Linked DNA regions of Homo sapiens: all the other regions are linked to region 1. Evidence: chromatin loops called from intact Hi-C (ENCODE). Cell type or tissue: heart right ventricle. All regions are shown on one strand. Each heading gives the region's core, and the rest is flanking DNA. Links, peaks and the distances in the headings are about the cores only. Region 1 overlaps APP (amyloid beta precursor protein). Region 2 overlaps APP (amyloid beta precursor protein). Region 3 overlaps APP-DT (APP divergent transcript).

What was found. Hi-C counts contacts between places; a loop is a spot of excess contacts. Peaks named below come from ENCODE experiments on the same cell type or tissue, not always from the same donor. Only the 100,000 strongest peaks of a DNase experiment are listed, where the experiment ranks them.
Region 2: it touches region 1 in a loop (2.1-fold over the local background); 14 of 110 quality-filtered maps call a loop at or near these places.
Region 3: a loop joins it to region 1, with 4 times the contacts of the local background. A loop is called at or near these places in 88 of 110 quality-filtered maps.

What each region holds. Positions count from the first base shown.
Region 1 is chr21:25,892,662-25,898,906 of GRCh38, reverse strand. It overlaps APP (amyloid beta precursor protein), which reads left to right. Exons shown (of 18, transcript NM_000484.4): 16 at 1,234-1,334. Among named protein-coding and RNA genes, the nearest start is that of GABPA, 160 kb to the right of the region's middle. In heart right ventricle, for the core only: a CTCF peak has its summit at 2,965 (motif pointing left); no DNase peak of the experiment used is centred there; H3K27ac peaks cover 1,128 bases.
Region 2 is chr21:26,001,566-26,007,810 of GRCh38, reverse strand. The region is part of intron 6 of APP (amyloid beta precursor protein); the gene reads left to right. Among named protein-coding and RNA genes, the nearest start is that of APP, 170 kb to the left of the region's middle. In heart right ventricle, for the core only: no CTCF peak of the experiment used is centred there; no DNase peak of the experiment used is centred there.
Region 3 is chr21:26,178,930-26,185,174 of GRCh38, reverse strand. APP-DT (APP divergent transcript) reads right to left here. Exons shown (of 4, transcript NR_186396.1): 2 at 4,574-4,638. Among named protein-coding and RNA genes, the nearest start is that of APP-DT, 11 kb to the right of the region's middle. In heart right ventricle, for the core only: no CTCF peak of the experiment used is centred there; no DNase peak of the experiment used is centred there.

The sequences.
Region 1 (6,245 bases), core at 765-4,764:
TGTGTCACAAGTTTCCCAGAATCTCGTAGACAAGATTGAAAGAGTGATTAGGCCAAGAGCAGGAAGTGAATTCCCCTGGGAGCCAAAGGAATTGGGAATGTGTAGCCCAAGTAAGACAAGAACCAGCAGGAACATGCCTCTCCTTAGGGTCGTGATACCTGTTCAAGGTTTTAATGTGGAAGGGAGGATTAGGCTTGCTCTGTGTTGAATCAGGCTCAAAGGATGGAAGTTACAGGGAAGCTGATTCTGGCTTCATGTAAAAAAAGGACAGTTTGGGCAGGCAAATCTATCAAAAAATGGAGGGAAATTGATACATTCCTCTATGTTCAAACAGGAACTGACAATCTGCCCCTGGGTGGGAACACGGTAGAGAAGATGACTTCAAAAGCCCTTTTCATCCTAAAATTCTGATGTTTGATAATTAAATGTTATAGCATGGACACTGACATTTACATTTTTTACTTATGTTTTTGGTTTTTAAATGACTCTGCATTTTGTTTTAAGCTTCAAATTATTATTTGAATAATGAAATTCATCAGAACAATTAGTGTTAAGAATCATATAGCAATTTATAGAAAAGGAAGAGTTCGTAGGTTATAAATTCTGTTAGTTGCTAAGAAGCATTTTTAAAATTATGTACTATAGCTCTTTATTCAGCAGACGAACCAATTACAATCTGTGTAACTAGAACACTTGACTAAAATTATATAATTTTTACAACGCTTCACTGCATAGATACATGAACATAATTTATTTGTAATTGGAACAAAGCCCCAAAGTAGCAGTTTTGTTCTACCAGGTAATTAATGCTCATTTTTAAAGCCTTTTATTATTATTTCTGAAGTAATGAGTGCACATGGAAAAAGACACATAATAGGCTAAACAATAAGCCCGTAAGCCAAGCCAACATATTCCAGGAACAAATCCTTGCCAACCTCTCAACCAGGATTTAACTTCTGCTTTTCCCCCATTTTCAAAAATTATAGCATGTATTTAAAGGCAGCAGAAGCCTTACTTTCAGGTTTCCCTTACCCTTTCATTTCTTTTTGTTCAAAATAGGTAGTAATTGAAGTTTTAAATATAGGGTATCATTTTTCTTTAAGAGTCATTTATCAATTTTCTTCTAACTTCAGGCCTAGAAAGAAGTTTTGGGTAGGCTTTGTCTTACAGTGTTATTATTTATGAGTAAAACTAATTGGTTGTCCTGCATACTTTAATTATGATGTAATACAGGTTCTGGGTTGACAAATATCAAGACGGAGGAGATCTCTGAAGTGAAGATGGATGCAGAATTCCGACATGACTCAGGATATGAAGTTCATCATCAAAAATTGGTACGTAAAATAATTTACCTCTTTCCACTACTGTTTGTCTTGCCAAATGACCTATTAACTCTGGTTCATCCTGTGCTAGAAATCAAATTAAGGAAAAGATAAAAATACAATGCTTGCCTATAGGATTACCATGAAAACATGAAGAAAATAAATAGGCTAGGCTGAGCGCAGTGGCTCAAGCCTGTAATCCCAGCACTTTGGGAGGCCAAGGCGGGTGGATCACGAGGTCAGAAATTCGAGACCAGCCTGGCCAATATGGTGAAACCCCATCTCTACTAAAAATACAAAAAAGATTAGCTGGGTGTGGTGGCAAACACCTGTAGTCCCAGCTGCTGGGGAGGCTGACGCAGGAGACTTGCTTGAACCCAGGAGGTGGAGGTTGCAGTGAGCTGAGATCGTGCCTAGGCGACAGAGCGAGACTCCATCCCAAAAAAAAAAAAGAAAAGAAAGAGGCTGTATGTATAGTTCTTTCAGACTACAAGGCAGCAAAGTTCGTGCATGACTCGGGACTTAAAGTGGAATTAATTTCAATATAGCAGCCACTTTGACTTCCACTGTGTTTTCTGGGAAAATAGGTTTACAATAGGTTTATTTGAAGGATCAAACACATGCATACACTGCTTGGTTTTACAGAACACTTTATGTGGCTTAAATTCACATCCGGAACTGTCTTCCTTTACCCATTCATTTCTCCCCCAGCTCTTTCTTTTCATTCCCTCCCCTACCTCCCATGATTTAACTTCTCTTGCAAGAGTAAGATCATGGAGTGAGCAGGACCCCATGATGTTCCCGATAGTGTTATTCATCAAAAGGTTTGTGCAAAGAAGACAGCAGCTTCCTTTTCAGATGAAATCACTTTTCCCCCCTAATGTTAGAATTGGAGTAAATCAAAAAGCCACATCTCCTTTGTGGTCAGCTCTAGTAGTTATATAAAATCCTTTACCAAAAGCTTAGAAATGGAGATAAATCAAATCGTGGATTATGTTAGGGTTCCATCTTATCAGTAGGTGCAGTAAGAGGGTTAAATTAATGAAGACGACAATTTTATCACATTCAGTGGTGGACAGAAAAATGGTAAGAAAATTTCCATAGCAATAATACTTAAAGTTATCTCAGGCACTTCTTTTGTTTTGTTTTGTGTGTGTGTGTGTGTGAGTGTTACTTTTTTCCAAGCAGAAAATGTCTTTTCAATATTCATAAAGTTGATAAATCCTAGTATTAATCTCTAAAAGAAACACCTCCAAATTATTATTTATGCCTTACTTGACTCCAAATAATTGTAGCAAATAAAAAACTGACTTGGGATTTGGATTTGCATTCTTAACTCCCATAGTTCTTTTTTTGTAGAAAGACATTTAGCTTTTTGAAGCATGGTTTTCATTGGCAAGATAATCTAGTATCAGTTGTTATAAGATCAGGGTTTCTCTTGATGAGGCTGTTGCTGAAGAGGTTAATAAAAACTGGGGAACCACTAAAGAGTTGAAGAGTTGGTGGGGTAGAAAGCTGACGATTAATGTACAGATTTGCATTTGTCGGGGCCTGGGGCCTGTGTCATATAAGCCCATCCCCACAATTACACTAACGCCTATAATGCGACAGTGACTAATGGCAGCGGCAGCAATTAGGAGAATCAGCTCCCTCTACTGGACTAGTTAAGATAATGTATTATAATTAGTGCAATGAATATTACAAAATTACAGTATTTTCTTAAAGGCACAGGCATATGTCCAGACTTGTATTTATTCCTGATTACCTCACACTAGTATATTAGCTAATTAATGATTTGCTTTTCATAAAAATGTTGAGCTAGCATATTTGTTTAGTAAAGGGAATAATTATGAACAATTTCTCATTTTGTTATAAACCACGAGTAAAACACTTTTAGAAGTTGCTTCATTTGCTATATTTTATATTGCCTTTCCAGATTGCTAGTATGTTAGTTTCAGCTTAGAAAAATCAGTCATTTGACTACCTTGAGGCTAAATTGAAAGAATTTTTTAGGGAGGTACAGGCATACCTTGGAAATTTCAGAACACCACAATAAAACAAATTTTGCAACAAAATGTCACACAAATTTTTTGGCTTCCCAGTACATATAAAAGTTATGTTGGCCAGGCACGGTGGCTCATGCCTGTAATCCCAGCACTTTGGGAGGCCAAGGCAGGTGGATCACAAGGTCAGGAGGTCGAGAGCATCCTGGCCAACATGGTGAAATGCCATCTCTACTAAAAATACAAAAATTAGCTGCATATGGTGGCATGTGCCTGTAGTCCCAGCTACTCGGGAGGCTGAGGCAAGAGAATCTCTTGATCCCAGGAGGCAGAGGTTGCAGTGAGCCGAGATCGCACTCCAGCCTGGGCAACAAGAGCAAGACTCTGTCTCAAAAAAAAAAAAAAGTTTGTATTTACACTATACTCTAGTCTGTTACATGTGCAATAGCATTATGTCTAAAAAAAAAAAAAGCCATGTATATACTTTACTTTTATTAGTAAAATATTTTATTACTAAAAATGCTAATGATCATCTGAGTCTTCAGCAAGTCCTAATCTTTTTGCTCGTGGAGAATCTTGCCTTGATGTTCACTGCTGCAGGCTAATCCAGGTGGTGGCTGCTGAGGTTTGTGGTGGCTGTGGCAATTTCCTAAAATAAGACAATAATGAAGTTTGCTGCATCGATTGACTCTTCCTTTCACAAAAAGATGTCTCTGTAGCATGTGATGCTGTTTGATAGCATTTTGCTCACAGTAGAACAGCTTTCAAAATTGGAGTCAGTCTTCGCAAATCTAGCCACTGCTTCATCGAGTTTATGTGATATCCTAAATCCTTTGTTGTCATTTCAACAGTGTTCATAGCATCTTCACCAAGAGTAGATTCCATTGCAAGAAACCACTTTCTTTGCTCATCCATAAGAGGTAACTCCTCATCCATTCAAGTTTGATCATGAGATGGTAGCAGTTCAGTCATGTCTTTAGGCTCCACTTCTAATTCTAGTTCTCTTGTTATTTCCACCACATCTGCTGTGACATCCTTTACTGAAGTCTTGAACTCCTCAAAGTCACCCATGAGAGTTGGAATCATTGTCTTCCAAACTCCCGTTATTGCTGATGTTTTGATCTCCCATGGATCACAGATGTTCTTAATGGCATCTGGAATGGTGAATCCTTTTTAGAAGGTTTGCAGTTTACTTTGCCCAGATCCATTAGAGGAATCGCTATCTATGGCAGTGAATAGCCCTACAAAATATATTTGAAATATATTTTGAAATAATAAGAGGCTGAAATAATAAGACTTGAAAGTTGATCCACAGGCTGCAGAATGGATGTTGTGTTAGCAGGCATGAAAACAACAGTAATCTCCCTGTACCTGTCCTTCAGAGCTCTTGGGTGACTAGGTGCTTTGTTAGTGAGCAGTAATATTTTGAAATGAGTCTTTTCTGAGCAGTAGGTCTCAACAGTGGGTTTAAAATATTCAGTAAACCATGCTGTTAAGAGATGTGCTGTCATCCCAGTTTTGTTCCATTTATAGAGCATGGGCACAGTAGATTTAGAATAATTCTTAAGCGCCCTAGGACTTTTACAATGGTCAGTCTTGGCTTCAAAAACAAAGTCGCCAGCTGCATTAGCCCCTAACAAGAGAGTCAGCTTGTTCTTTGAAGCTTTGAAGGCAGGACTTCTCTCTAGTGATGAAAGTCCTAGATGGCATTTTCTTCCAAATAAGTCTGTTTCATCTCCACTGAAAATCTGTTATTTAGTGTAGCCACCTTCATCAGGAGTCTTATCTAGATCTTCTGGATAACTTATTGCAGCTTCTACATCAGCACTTGCTGCTTCACCTTGCACTTCTGTGTTATGGAGATGGCTTCTTCCCTTAAACCTCATGAAATCAACCTCTCCCAACTTTTTTTTCTTCTGCAGCTTCTTCACCTCTCTCATCCTTCATAGAATTGAAGACAGTTGTGGGCCTTGTTCTTGATTAGGCTTTGGCCTAAGAGAATGTTGTGGTTGGTTTGATCTTCCATCCAGACAACTAAAAGTTTTCTCCGTATCAGCAATAAGGCTGTTTTGCTTTATCATTTGTGTGCTCACTGGAGTAGCACTTTTAATCTCCTTCAAGAGCTTTTCTTTGCATTCACAACTTGGCTAACTGGCACAAGAATCTTGGCTTTCAATATGCCTTGCCCACTAAGCTTAATTATTTCTAGCTTTTGCTTTAAAGTGAGAGACCTGTGACTCTTCCTTTCACTTGAATACTTAAGAGGCCACTGTAGGGTTATTTACTGGCCCACTTTCAATATTGTTGTCTCTCAAGGGATAGGGAGCCTGGGAGTTGAGGGGGTGGAGTGGCCAGTTTGGGGGGCAGACAGAACACACACAACATTTATTGATTTAGTTTGCTGTCTTTATGGGCATGTTTCATGACACTCCAAAACAATTAAAATAGTAACATCAAAGGCCACTGATCACAGATCACCAAACAGATATAATAATTTTTAATGTTTGAATATTTAAATAATTACCAAAATGTGACACAGACATGAAGTGAACCTGTGTTCACTGTTGGAAAAATGGCACCAATAGACTTGTTCGATGCAGGGTTACCAGAAACCTTTTTGTTTTTTTTTTTTAAATACTATCTGTAAGCACTACTGTACAATAAAGCTATGTATGCCTGTATTTTCATTAAGTTGCAGAGCAAACGTGGTAATATTTAGCTTTAGTTTTACTTCATCTGGCATAAGATCAACTCCTTATATAACAAGATGATAAAAGTTGTGGTGTGCTTCTATAATTTCATTCAAGTAGATAAAGTTGAAAAATAATGACTTGCTTTTATAAACAGTATGAAGCAATGTAGTGCAGTAAATGAAATTTTATTCCTTCTTTACAATGTTCTCAAAATTATTTTTATGTTT
Region 2 (6,245 bases), core at 1,215-5,214, 110 kb before region 1:
TGAAAAATGTTCTTTTCTATTAAAAGTACATGGTTCCAGAATTGGGAAAATCACGTTCTTAAAAAATAACCAGTTTTCTATTGTGTTGGCTTTTAAAATTTTTTCATCAGTAGAATCAAATGCAAATATTGTCTGCTTATTTTTCAACAGAATACAAGTTTGATTTTAATAACTTAGGCTCATGAAATGTCACCACGTAGTAATACTTAGAATTACAGCAATAACTTAGGCTAAAAAAATAAAGTTGTTATGAACTACATTGAGCTCAGACAGATATATGTATTATGTAAACATTTATATAAAATGTATATAAATTGTATATTGTATTATATAATTATATATTGTAATATATAGTATATAATATATAATTTATAAATATAATACATAAATTATATTTATAAATTATAAAGTTTTTATATAATATATTATAATCTAATATATTATAATTATATTTATAAATTATAACGTTTATTTGAAATATTGAAGTTTTGTATACTTAGTGGATTTTAATATTTATGTCGTTTTCATTTTATTCCACTGTTACATTAAGGAAGTAACTTATTACAAAAATAAATTATATTTGTCTTACATTTGCCCTTTTTACTCTACTTAAAATTGGAGAAAAAGAGTTCAAGATAGGGAATTTCTGTCAGAAAGGAGAAATAGTTGTATTATGTGAAGTTTAAGTAGATATTCTTGTAGAGTATGGAGAAAATAATGCTATAAAATGTTGCCTTTTAAAAAAAAGTTCAGAAAATATAGTTCCTAGCTCTCTCTAAATGACTAGTTTGATTGTGACTGCTTTCCCAAAATTTGTAAATTTAAAATTTATACATCACATGGAATATAGTTTTATTTCACATACATTCCAGTAGGCTGAGAATACTTGAAATTCAATGATTAAAAATGAAATAATAATAACCAGCTTTGCTTTATTCTAAAACCAGCTTTATTCTTTATTTACCACTTTATTTACAGCGAATTATTTGCTAATCTGTTAACTTTGCTTCATAAGAAGGCATTATAATTATCGTACATTTGAAAGTGGAGATTTTCTCCCCATTCTGGTTGCCAGTTTCACAACTGTGTTCATTCTAAATTTATTAAAATATGTAAAATCAGCTTTCTAACCTTGGTTGTCCACAAAGAATTTCACTCCAATTTGAAATATCTATTCAGAACTAATTTTTTGTGGTTGAGCATTATTTTTTGAACAATGAATTGCATAATCATTTTGTATAATCCAGGGAGCTCTGGCTTAGATTCTGTATTATTTTGTGTTATACTGATTTTTAGAAAATGGAATGTAGCGTTGACACGAGCACAAATCTCAGCAAGGGCCTACCTTACAAAGATAAAATGCGTGGAGTTTTATTAGAAGCACATGATTTTGCTTTGTGTTTCGTATACACCAGCATTTCAGTGTAGTAAATGGCATTTTGTCTTGAAGAGTGAGCAGAGTTGTTACAAAAGAAGGCATAATGCTTCCTTGCCAGCAGAATTCAGATAAGTGAATATCAGAAAAGCTATTTGTGATCTTGAAAGTGTAAGAAATTCAACATCAATAAAGGATTGTGGTTCCTTAGATAGCCATGTAAGTCTTTGCCTATGTTTCTAACATTTCTCTTTAGGAAATATTCTTGCTTTTATTTTTCTGAACAAATTTTCTCCATTATTATCTCTGATATTTACTTTGAACAGAAAGGTGGATTGGAAATCAAAAAATAAGTTTGATTTCAAAAATGATTTCAAAATGTTAGTTTTCTCAGTATTTTACATTTTGAGAAGAGAACAAAGAAGGCAGATGAAGAGTTTTTTGTTTTTTCTTAAATTTGTTTTCTTTTCAACTTTATTTTTAATTGACATAATAATTACATATAGTATACATTTTGAAGATACGGTTTTAATTTTCACAGGAATCTTATTTGGGTTTAGTTATATAAGGTCTAATTTTGCATCCTCTACATTTAGTGGCTGATTTATAAATTTCCACTGAGTGATAATAGTAATTAATGTGAAACAGGTTTTTTGCTGATGTTTTTAGAAGTTTCAGTAGATTAGGAAGGAAGAAATTATGCTATTGAGAAAAATAGAAAATGTAAACATAAGCATTTGAACTCTCTCTTGAGATATTTTTATCTTCCATGAAACTAGATGCGGCTTATTGAAGATGTGTTTCAGGTCTCAGTGCTCTAAAACTCTTCTACTTGGTGAGCATCTTGATTGGTTAGATCTCTTACTAATATCCCATTGCTAGAGAGGGATGTAAAGGAAATTTTCTCAAACTGAGATTTCCAAATCTTCCAATCTCTGAGTCAAGTAAAGAGACAAGGTTAGAACTCTTAGGCAAACTGAAAAATCAATATTCCTATATTATCATTATTTTTTTCTTTTTTTGACACCAAGTCTCACTCTGTCGCCCAGGCTGGAGTGCAGTGGCACTATTTTGGCTCACTGCAATGTACGCTTCCCAGGTTCAAGTGATTCCAGTGCTTCGGCCTCGCGAGTAGGTGAGATTATATGTGCACGCCACCATGCCCAGCTAATTTTTGTATTTTTAGTAGAGACAGGGTTTCGCCATGTTGACTACGTTGGTCTTGAACTCCTGACCTCAGGTGATCTGCCCACCTCGGCCTCCCAAAGTGCTGGGATTACAGGCTTGAGCCACCATGCCTGGCTTCCTATATTCATTTTTTTATGTGGGCTTTTTAAAATCTTTTCAATAGCAAAGACTTGACACCAACCCAAATGTCCATCAATGATAGACTGGATTAAGAAAATGTGGCACATATACACCATGAAATACTATGCAGCCATAAAAAAGGATGAGTTCACGTCCTTTGTAGGGACATGGATGAAGCTGGAAACCATCATTCTCAGCAGACTATCACAAGGACAGAAAACCAAACTCTGCATGTTCTCACTCATAGGTGGAAATTGAACAATGAGAACACTTGGACACAGGGCGGGGAACATCACACACCAGGGCCTGTTGGGGGGGTGGGGGGTTGGGGGAGGGAAAGCATCAGGAGAAATACCTAATGTAAATGACGAGTTTATGGGTGCAGCAAACAACATGGCACATGTATACCTATGTAACAAACCTGCACGTTGTGCACATGTACCCTAGAACTTAAAGTATAATAAAAAAGAAAAAAAATTAAAAATCTTTTCTTTGAGACAATTGTAGATTTACATGCAGTTGAAAGAATTAATAGAGGCCGGGCGCGGTGCCTCACGCCTGTAATCCCAGCACTTTGGGAGGCCAAGGCAGGCGGATCATGAGGTCAGGAGATCGAGACCATCCTGGCTAACACAGAGAAACCCCGTGTCTACTAAAAAATCGAAAAAAATTAGCCGGTGTGTGGCGGGTGCTTGTAATCCCAGCTACTCAGGAGGCTGAGGCAGGAGAATGGCGTGAACCTGGGAGGCGGAGCTTGGCGAAGCCTGCAGTGAGTGGAGATAGTGCCACTGCATTCCAGCCTGGGCAACAGAGCGAGACTCTGTCTCAAAAAAAAAAAAAAAAAAAAAAAAAGAATTAATACAAAGAGACCCTGCATAGTCTTCACTCAGTACAGTATCACAACTATTAAATTGACATTAATCCCTTAACACTGCTTTAACCCAAGTCTATGCTGCTGCTTCTCCGTGTTCACTTCTGAGAGGCACTGGCCATTTCTTGTGTGCTTATTCATACTTTGTGTAAAAGCATTAGCATCATACATCGCTGGTGCTGACCCTACCCTCAGTCCCAGCTTCTCCCAGAGTAGGCTAAGATTCTCTTTTCTACTACATGGAAAATTGTTCTGGAATAATAAAGGGTTAGCAAAAAAGTCAGAGAAAACAAACAGTTGCATTCCCTTTCCCTGTAGTAGAGTAGGAATATAATTATGAGTGATAGAGGATACGTTCCATTCCTTTCCCAGTCCTCTCCGAAGTCAGCTTCACTGCTGTAGGAAGTTGCTGTTCTCATTATTTCCCTGAGGGAAAGTGTTGGGAAGTGAGAGTTGAGGTGATGGGGAATCAGGGTTGCTGACAATTGGGGGAATTATAACGAGAAGCTCTTTTTCACCAGGAGAGGGGTTGCATGTTAAGAGAAGGCCTATCTGCTCATCCTCCATGTCAGCAGATGAGAACCAGTTGGACAAGGTAGCTGTCTCTTAGAGATTGAGAAGTAACAAAAGCACACTGTCAGTCCTGTTCTTCCAGCCTCACGTACATCTTCTCCATACATTATGTATTTGACATTAAATTAACATACACTGTTACACCCATTCCTGACCGCATTATCTCAGGTAGCCTTTTGTATTTGAGTATTGTGGGATCTGTTGCTATTGCCCATGATGCCCACTTGGACTCCACCAAGGCAGTGAAACTCTTGGGGGCCGTTCAAAGTCAAGAGTGCCAACTGCCCCTAACAGGATTGGGAGAACCAACCAACACTCCCCGAATAGGGACTAACTCACTCTTTTCTTGGCCTTTATGAAAGGAAGGAGTTAAGGCTCTTACAGCTGGAGACTCCAGCAAGAGTTGTAGGCTCAACGTGTAGCTTATACTATTTACTTAATTAACATGTAAATGGATTTTGAGTTCTGAATGCTTGTTCTAGTTGATTAGGGCTCATTTAGCCTGGCTTCTACGAATTAGCTATAACAAATGGTTTCATAGCTGTTATAGAATGAGGCAGAAGAAAATAAAATGAATGTAGCATTATGTTTAATTAGTGGTATAGGAAAATGTTAATATAATGCCATTTAGATTCTGGACTGGGGAGATTGTGCCTTTATCATAAGTAAGAAATTGTTGCTAGGTTTCACATAAGGGCACATAGTTATCATGAATCATCTCCTTCGATCATCATTCTTTTATCCCATTACTTGACTTGCACCCATCCAAAATTCTACCACTTTTATTTAATATATAGACTCATAAAGACAAGGTTTGTGCATCTGCAGAGCTGTGATGTTCACTGCGAGGCCCGTGGCACACATCTATAAGAAGACACATATTTGGTACTCTAAGATGATACTTTTTTTTAATGCCAAAATGTGAGGGTCAGCATAAATTGCCAAGGCATGGTAAATTTTGTTGCCAATGCTCCCGTGACTATGGGGTGAAGGGATTCTGTGCCTCCCTTGGTAGCAATGACCACGGTGCTTGCAATCCCAGTGCCAATTCCCGGCACAGTGCAGGCTCTGGAGGCACTGCTGCCTTGCAGTCTTATTGGAATTAACACTGCCTGAGTAAGAGATTAATAATGGGTATTGTTGTGTCTTAGAAACGTTAAAGAGCATGTGACATGAATATGTACACATTGGTGAAGGAGATACAGAGAAGGAAAGCAAAGTGAAGCTGTAGATGTTTGTTACAACTGAAGGTAAGCTCTGGGAGCAGAGACCACTGCTGGCTATAGTTGATGGGATCCACAATGTCAATACAAATGGGGACTAACTATTGTTTTACTTCCCTATACACGTTGCTCTTTCAGTAGATGCAATAAAGTACTGGTAAAACCAGAGGTGGCTACCATCACGATGATGTCAACAGGAGGGACAGTCAGCACTAAGCCCAGAAGGTGTCAAACACTCCGCAGGAGAAATGCGCCATGCAACGGACATGAAGATGATCTGACACTCTTCACGTGGTTTTCAGATGGAAACGTGGCTACGAAAGCATCAACCTCATTATCATCCATCATTAAGGCCATCTCACTCAGTACTGCTGCTTTCAAAGTCCACGCTCCCAAAGCAAATTGGATTTCTGTACACAATACTCTTACAGGATGAAACCCAACCAACTTGTTGACGTAAGTATCCCATCTACTTCGCAATTTTATTTATCTTCCAAAATTAAAGGACTGGCACCCTGATTTATTAAAAGTGAATTGGGTCTAGGGACCATATCCCCTCTGAGTTACTGACAGAGCAGCTTCTGGCCTGTGAAGCTCAAAGCCATGCCTAGATGTGATGGATCCTTGTCTTTGATTGGCTAATTAGAATCAATCTGTTGAAGGACCAGTGGCAGTGGCTCACGCCTGTAATCCCAGCACTTAGAGAGGCTGAGGCAGGTGTATCACTTGAGGCCAGGAGTTCAAGACCAGCCTGGCCTACCTGGTGAAACCCCATCTCTACTAAAAATACCAAAAAATTAGCCAGGCGTGCTGGTACAAGGGTAATCCCAGCTACTTGGGAGGCTGAGGCGCAAGAATCACTTGAACTCAGGAGGTAGAGGTTGCAGTGAGCCAA
Region 3 (6,245 bases), core at 855-4,854, 290 kb before region 1:
GAGTGATGACCTAGGGTATCTGGCAGAAGAAATTTCTAAGCAGCAAAGCATTTAGGAATTAACCTGGCTGCTTCTAGCAGCCCGACTCAGATATAGGAGCAAAGAAGTGACTTAAAGCTGGAACTCATATTTAAAAGGGAAGGACAGCGTATAAGTTTGGAAAATTTGCAGGCTGGCCATGTGGTTGAAAAGCTGAGCCCATTTTCATGGGAAGAATCCAAGCAGGTTGCAGAGCAAACCACTTGCTAGAGATATTTGCATAACTAAAAAGAATCCAGATGGTAATATCCAAGAAAATGGGGAAAAGGCCTTGAAGGTATTTAAGAGACCTTTGCAGCAGCTCCTTCCATCACAGACCCAGAGACCTAGGAAGAAAGAATGGTTTTGTGGGCTAGGCCCAAGGCCCCACTGCCCTGCACAGCCTTGGAACACTGCTCTCCATATCCCAGCCACTCCAGCTCCAGCTGCGGTTCAAAGGGACCCAGGTACAGTTTGGGCTGCCACTTTGGAGAATGCAAGCCATAAGACTTGGAGGCTTCCACACAGTGTTATGTATGTAGGTGCACAGAATATAAGATTAAAGAATGCTTGGCAGCCTCAACCTAAATTTCAGAGGCTGTACAAGAAAGCCTGGGTGCCCAGGCAGAAACTTGTTGCAGGTGCAGAGCCTCCAAAGATAACCTCTACTAGGGCAGTGACAAGGGGAAGTGTGAGGCTGGAGACCCCACACAGAGTCCCCAATGGGGCATGACCTGGCAGAGCTGTGAGAAGGGGGCCCCTGCCTTCTAGGCCTGAGAATGGCAGATCTACCAGCAGCTTACACCTTGTGCCTAGAAAAGCCATGGCACTCAACAACCTGTGAGAGCAGCCATGAGGGCTGTACCCAGCTGCAAAGCCACAGAGGCAGAGCTGCTGATAGCCTTGGGAGCCCACCCCTTGCTCCAGTGTGCCCTGGATGTGGGACATGGAGTCAAAGGAAATTATTTTGGAACTTTAAGGTTTAATGACTGCCCTGCTGGGTTTTGAAATTGCATGAAGACTATAGCCCCTTTCTTTTGGCTGATTTCTCCCTTTTGGAATGGGAATGTTTACCCAGTGCTGGTACTCCCATTATATCTTGGAAGTAAATAACTTGTTTTGATTTTACAGGCTCATAGATGGAAAGAGATGAGTCTCAGATGAGACTTTGGACTTGGAATTTGGACTTTGGACTTTTGAGTTAATGCTGGAACAAGTCAAGACCTTGGAGGACTGTTGGGAAGGCATGATTGTATTTTGAAATGAGAGAGGGACATGAGATTTGAGAGGGGCTGGGGCAGAATGATATAGTTTGTGTACTTATCCCCACCCAAATCTCATGTGGAATTGTAATCCCTAGTATTGGAGGCGGGACCTGGTAGGAGGTGATTGGATCATGGGGGTGGATTACTCATGAATCGTTTAGCACTATCTGTTTGTTGCTGTCCTTGTGATGAGTGACTTCTCATGAGATCTGGCTGTTTAAAAGTGTGTGGCACCATGCTTTCTCTTGTTCCCGGTCTGGTCATGTGACATCCCTACTCCCCCTTCACCTTCCATCATGATTGTAAGTTTCCTGAGGCCTCACCAGAAGCCAAGCAGATGCCAGCATCAGGCTTCCTGCAAAGCCTGAAGAATCATAAGCTGATTAAATCTCTCTCTCTTTTTTTTTGAGATGGAGTCTCATCCTGTGGCCCACGCTGGAAGGCAGTGGCACTATCTCTGCTCTGAGGCTCAAGTGATTCTCCTGCCTCAGCCTCCTGAGTAGCTAGGATTACAGGTGCATGCCACCACACCCAGCTAATTTTTGTATTTTTAGTAGAGATGAGGTTTCACCACGTTGGCCAGGCTGGTCTCGAACTCCTGACCTAAGGTTATCTGTCCACCTCAGCTTCCCAAAGTGCTGGGATTACAGGTGTGAGCCATTGCACCCGGCCTCTTTTCTTTATAAACTACCTAGTCTCAGATATTTCTTTTTGGCAATGCAAGAATGGCCTAATACACCAAGATTTGTGTTTTCACCATTTTTTTTCTGTTTATAACCATGTTATTTTACTGTTTATCTGAGAAAAGAACCTGGCCTGTTAGTATTTTTTATCGACTGACAAACTCACCAGAATAAAGTGGGTATTAGGACCCTTGGTTCTGCAAGATTTTGGTAACAGAATCTGTTTTCACTAATTGTTGGGAAACAGAAATGATATTCCTTTTAGACCTAGCTCCCTAAACCTTTTCCTCGTTTTGCTTTTTGGTACAATAATGAGGGCTGGCAGGGCTACTTGACACCATTAGCAGTAGACAAATTTTTCAATAAGGACTAACAGAGAAAAACTATGGAAATTCTGATTTATTGTTTGGCCGAGAGAGTTCTCTGTCTCCTTGTGCCCTTGCTCTCCATGTATATTTTATGAGACATTTCAGCAAAGGCATCTCTCAAAATTAATCCCATAGCTGTCTCCTTCAATTCTCCTCCTTGAAACTCTTCACCAATCTTCATAGGGCCTTGGCCACTTCTTGAGGGCCCTCCCACCAGATGATTAAAGGCAATACAGTGAACGAAAGTCTTATTCCGAGACTTGTCTTTGTAAACTTAGTGATCCTTCTTCCTTTTCACTTACGAAAATTTAAAGAGAAGCAGTCTCAAATGTGAACTGAATGCCGTCCCATTACTCCCCCAAACTGGGAAGAAGCTGGTCATATACTTGCACATTTATATAATAAATATTCAAAGACTCTAATCTGGTATCTTCCATATAACACACACTTTAACTCCTATTTTAAACTTTCAAAAGGCTTTTTATGGCATCTTATGCCCTACTTTAAAATGTCTGTCAGCCTAATATTTCTACTTTTTTTTTATTAATTTATTTTCAAGGTCATGTGTGAAAACAACTTTCAGTGAAAAGAACCCATCTGCTTTGACAAAAATGTACACTATAAACCTTCACTTCTACAAGGGTCTAAAAAAATTCAAGGGTTTGATTCGAATGCTTCCAAACCACATTCCCTAAAGCATGCTTTGTGCAACACTAGGAGTTGGTGCAGCAAACAAAAACAAGGAATGGGGAGAGGTGCCAGGCAGGCGCGGTGGCTCATGCCTGTAATCCCAGCACTTTGGGTGACCCAGGCAGGTGGATCACTTGAGGTCAGGAGTTCGAGATCAGTCAACATGGTGAAACCCCGTCTCTTCTAAAATACAAAAATTAGCTAGGTGTGTGTGCACGTAATCCCAGCACTTTGTGAGGCTGAGGTGGGTGGATCACTTGAGGTCAGGAGTTCAAGACCAGCCTGGCCAACATGGTGAAACCCCATCTCTACTAAAAATACAAAAAAAAAAATTAGCCGGGTATGGTGGCACACACCTGTAATCCCAGCCACTCAGGAGGCTGAGGCATGAGAATTGCTTGATCCCTGGAGGCAGAGGTTGCAGTGAGCAGAGATCATGCCTGGGGAAAAGAGAGAGACTATGTCTCAAAAAAAAAAAAAAGAAAAAAGAAATAGGGAGAGGGAGTGATGCTACATACTGAAGCTACCTACCCTCTTTAAAATTCAAAATGCAGATTATCATCTTAAAGAATTGTATGCATTTTAAAGTGAAGGTATTTGTTTAATTTTGTTTAACCTCTTATTTCTCAAAGTTACTTGATTACAGAATTCTTTTCGGGTATGCATGCAATACCGAGCAACATATGACCGAGCTAGGGTTCCATGGTACACAGTTTGGAACTTGTGCTAGAAAATGTTACTCATTATTTTATAAGAAGTATTATTCCAAGGCATCTATGCATTGGAAAATAATCTTGATATGAAATATGACTCGATCCCTTCTCATACCATATTTACAGGGTATGGTGGTTAACTTTATGTGTCCACTTGTCTCTTAGCCCATCCTGGGTTAAGGGATGCCCAGACAGCTGGTAAAATATTATTTCTGGGAGAGTCTGTGAGAGTATTTCTGGAAGAGATTAGCATTTGAATCAATAGACTGGGTATCAAAAACCCATCCTCACTAATGTGAGTGGGCATCATTCAATTAACTGAGCATAGGAATCATAAAAGAGGTGGAGGAAGGCAAATTTGCTCTCTCTTCTGAAGCTGGGACATCCATCATCTGCTCCTGCCCTTGACTTCAGAGCTCCAGGTTCTTGAGCCTTCAATACCAGCAGACACTCTTCAGCCCTTCAGCTTCACATGCAAGAATTACACTGGATTTCCTGGTTCTTCGGCTTGCAGGGGGCACATATTGGAACTTCTTGGCCTTTATAATCTCCTGAGCCAATTCCTATAAGAAGTGTCTTTATATATCTATATATATCCCATTGGTTCTGTTTGTTTGGAAAACCCTGATACACAGGGCTATCTATAGCTCACCCCCCAAGTACTAAGTCTCCAGATGATTATTAGGTTCTTATAAACACAAAATATATATGCTTATTTTGTAATATCAGGTTGTTAACTTCATCTGAGTAGTTTTCAGCACATATGATGGGGATAAGTCATCAGTTATGACAGACAACTTCCGGAGTTACATCACCAATGTTCATCTATCACTCACCTTTGCTTCAAACTTTATGCATCATATTCAAGTTAATTCCTATTGCATGTACTTCTGATTTCCACCTACAAAATGAACATTAAATTTATTATTTCCCTCATTTAAAAAAAAAGATTTCAGGCCAGGTGCAGTGGCTCATGCCTGCAATCACAGCACTTTGGGAGGCTGAGGCGGGTGGATCACTTGAGGCCAGGAGTTCAAGACCAGCCTAGGCAACATGATGAAACCCCTATCTCTACTAAAAATACAAAATACAAAAAAAAAAAAAATTAGCCAGGTGTATGTGTGCCTGCAATCCCACCCCTACTCAGGAGGCTGAGGCAGGAGGATAGCTTGAGTTCTGGAGGCGGAGGTTGCCGTGAGCCAAGATCACGCCACTGTACTCAAGCCTGGGCAAGACAGCAAGACTGAGACTCTGTCTCAAAAAAAAAAAAAAAAAAAGTTTTCAAATCACTTTTTCTCCTTTGCAGTTCAGCATTGTCACTAAAGGTGTCCAGGTTAGACAGAACTGGGTACAAACCCTCCTTTCTCTTCCCCTTACTCTTTCACCTCTTCATTTGTGACATGCAATGTTAACCCAATACAACTCATGAGTATTCAGAGATCCCGTCTGTATACGTCCTCAGCCTGACATACTGTAATCCTTAGGCATCCTTATTAGTAATAAGATGTCCTTGTGTGATTTTTTCACAAACTTTTCACAGACCCTATCTATGTTCATTCCTGGAACCTCTGGCACATTCTTCTTCCTTCTCTTCCCAATCTCAACTTTTTCATCCTCTGAATCTCCCTATACTTTCCCCGTGGACAAGCCTCTAGAAATGTTAAAATGTCAGATCATGATTGGTAAATCTGTAGTGACTAATTGCCCACTGCTGCCTATTCCATCTGACCTAAATTCCTCAGGTCTTCTAACATTAAGACCTCTTCCTGGCCGGTTGTGCTGGCTCATGCCTGTAATTCCAACACTTTAGGCAGCTGAGGCAGGCAGATCACTTGAGGTCAAGAGTTCAAGACCAGCCTGGCCAACATGGTGAAGCCCTGTCTGTACTAAAAAATACAAAAATTAGCCGGACCTGGTGGTGCGTGCCTGTAATCCCAGCTACTCGGGAGGCTGAGTCAGGAGAATCACTTGAACCCGGGGCAGCGGGGGAGGCTGCAGTGAGTGGAGATCAAACCACCGCACTCCAGCCCAGGTGACAGAGCAAGAGTCAGTCTCAAAAAAAAAAAAACAAAAAAAAAAACCTCTTCCTATAGCTAACTCCCACTTACCACCCCCATCATGAACACTCTTGATGTATTTACATGGTTTCTCCTTCGAACATCCTCCTTTCTTCTTTCTTAATGGTTGTTATCAAATACCCTGATAAAAAACAAAAACAAAAAACCTCCTCTGAAGGTCCCTTATTCACCCTTCCAACGCTACAGGTCTGTAACTCTCATTTTCTTTTTAAAAAATTTTTATTTTTTTAATTTATTTTATTTTTTTTTTCAGACGGAGTCTTGCTCTGTCGCCCAGGCTGGAGTGCAGTGACACGATCTCGGCTCACTGCAACCTCCACTTCCCAGGTTCAAGCAATTCTCCTGCCTCAGCCTCCTGAGTTGCTGGGATTACAGGTGCCTACCACCACACCTGACCTCAAGTAACCCACCCACCTCGACCTCCCAAAGT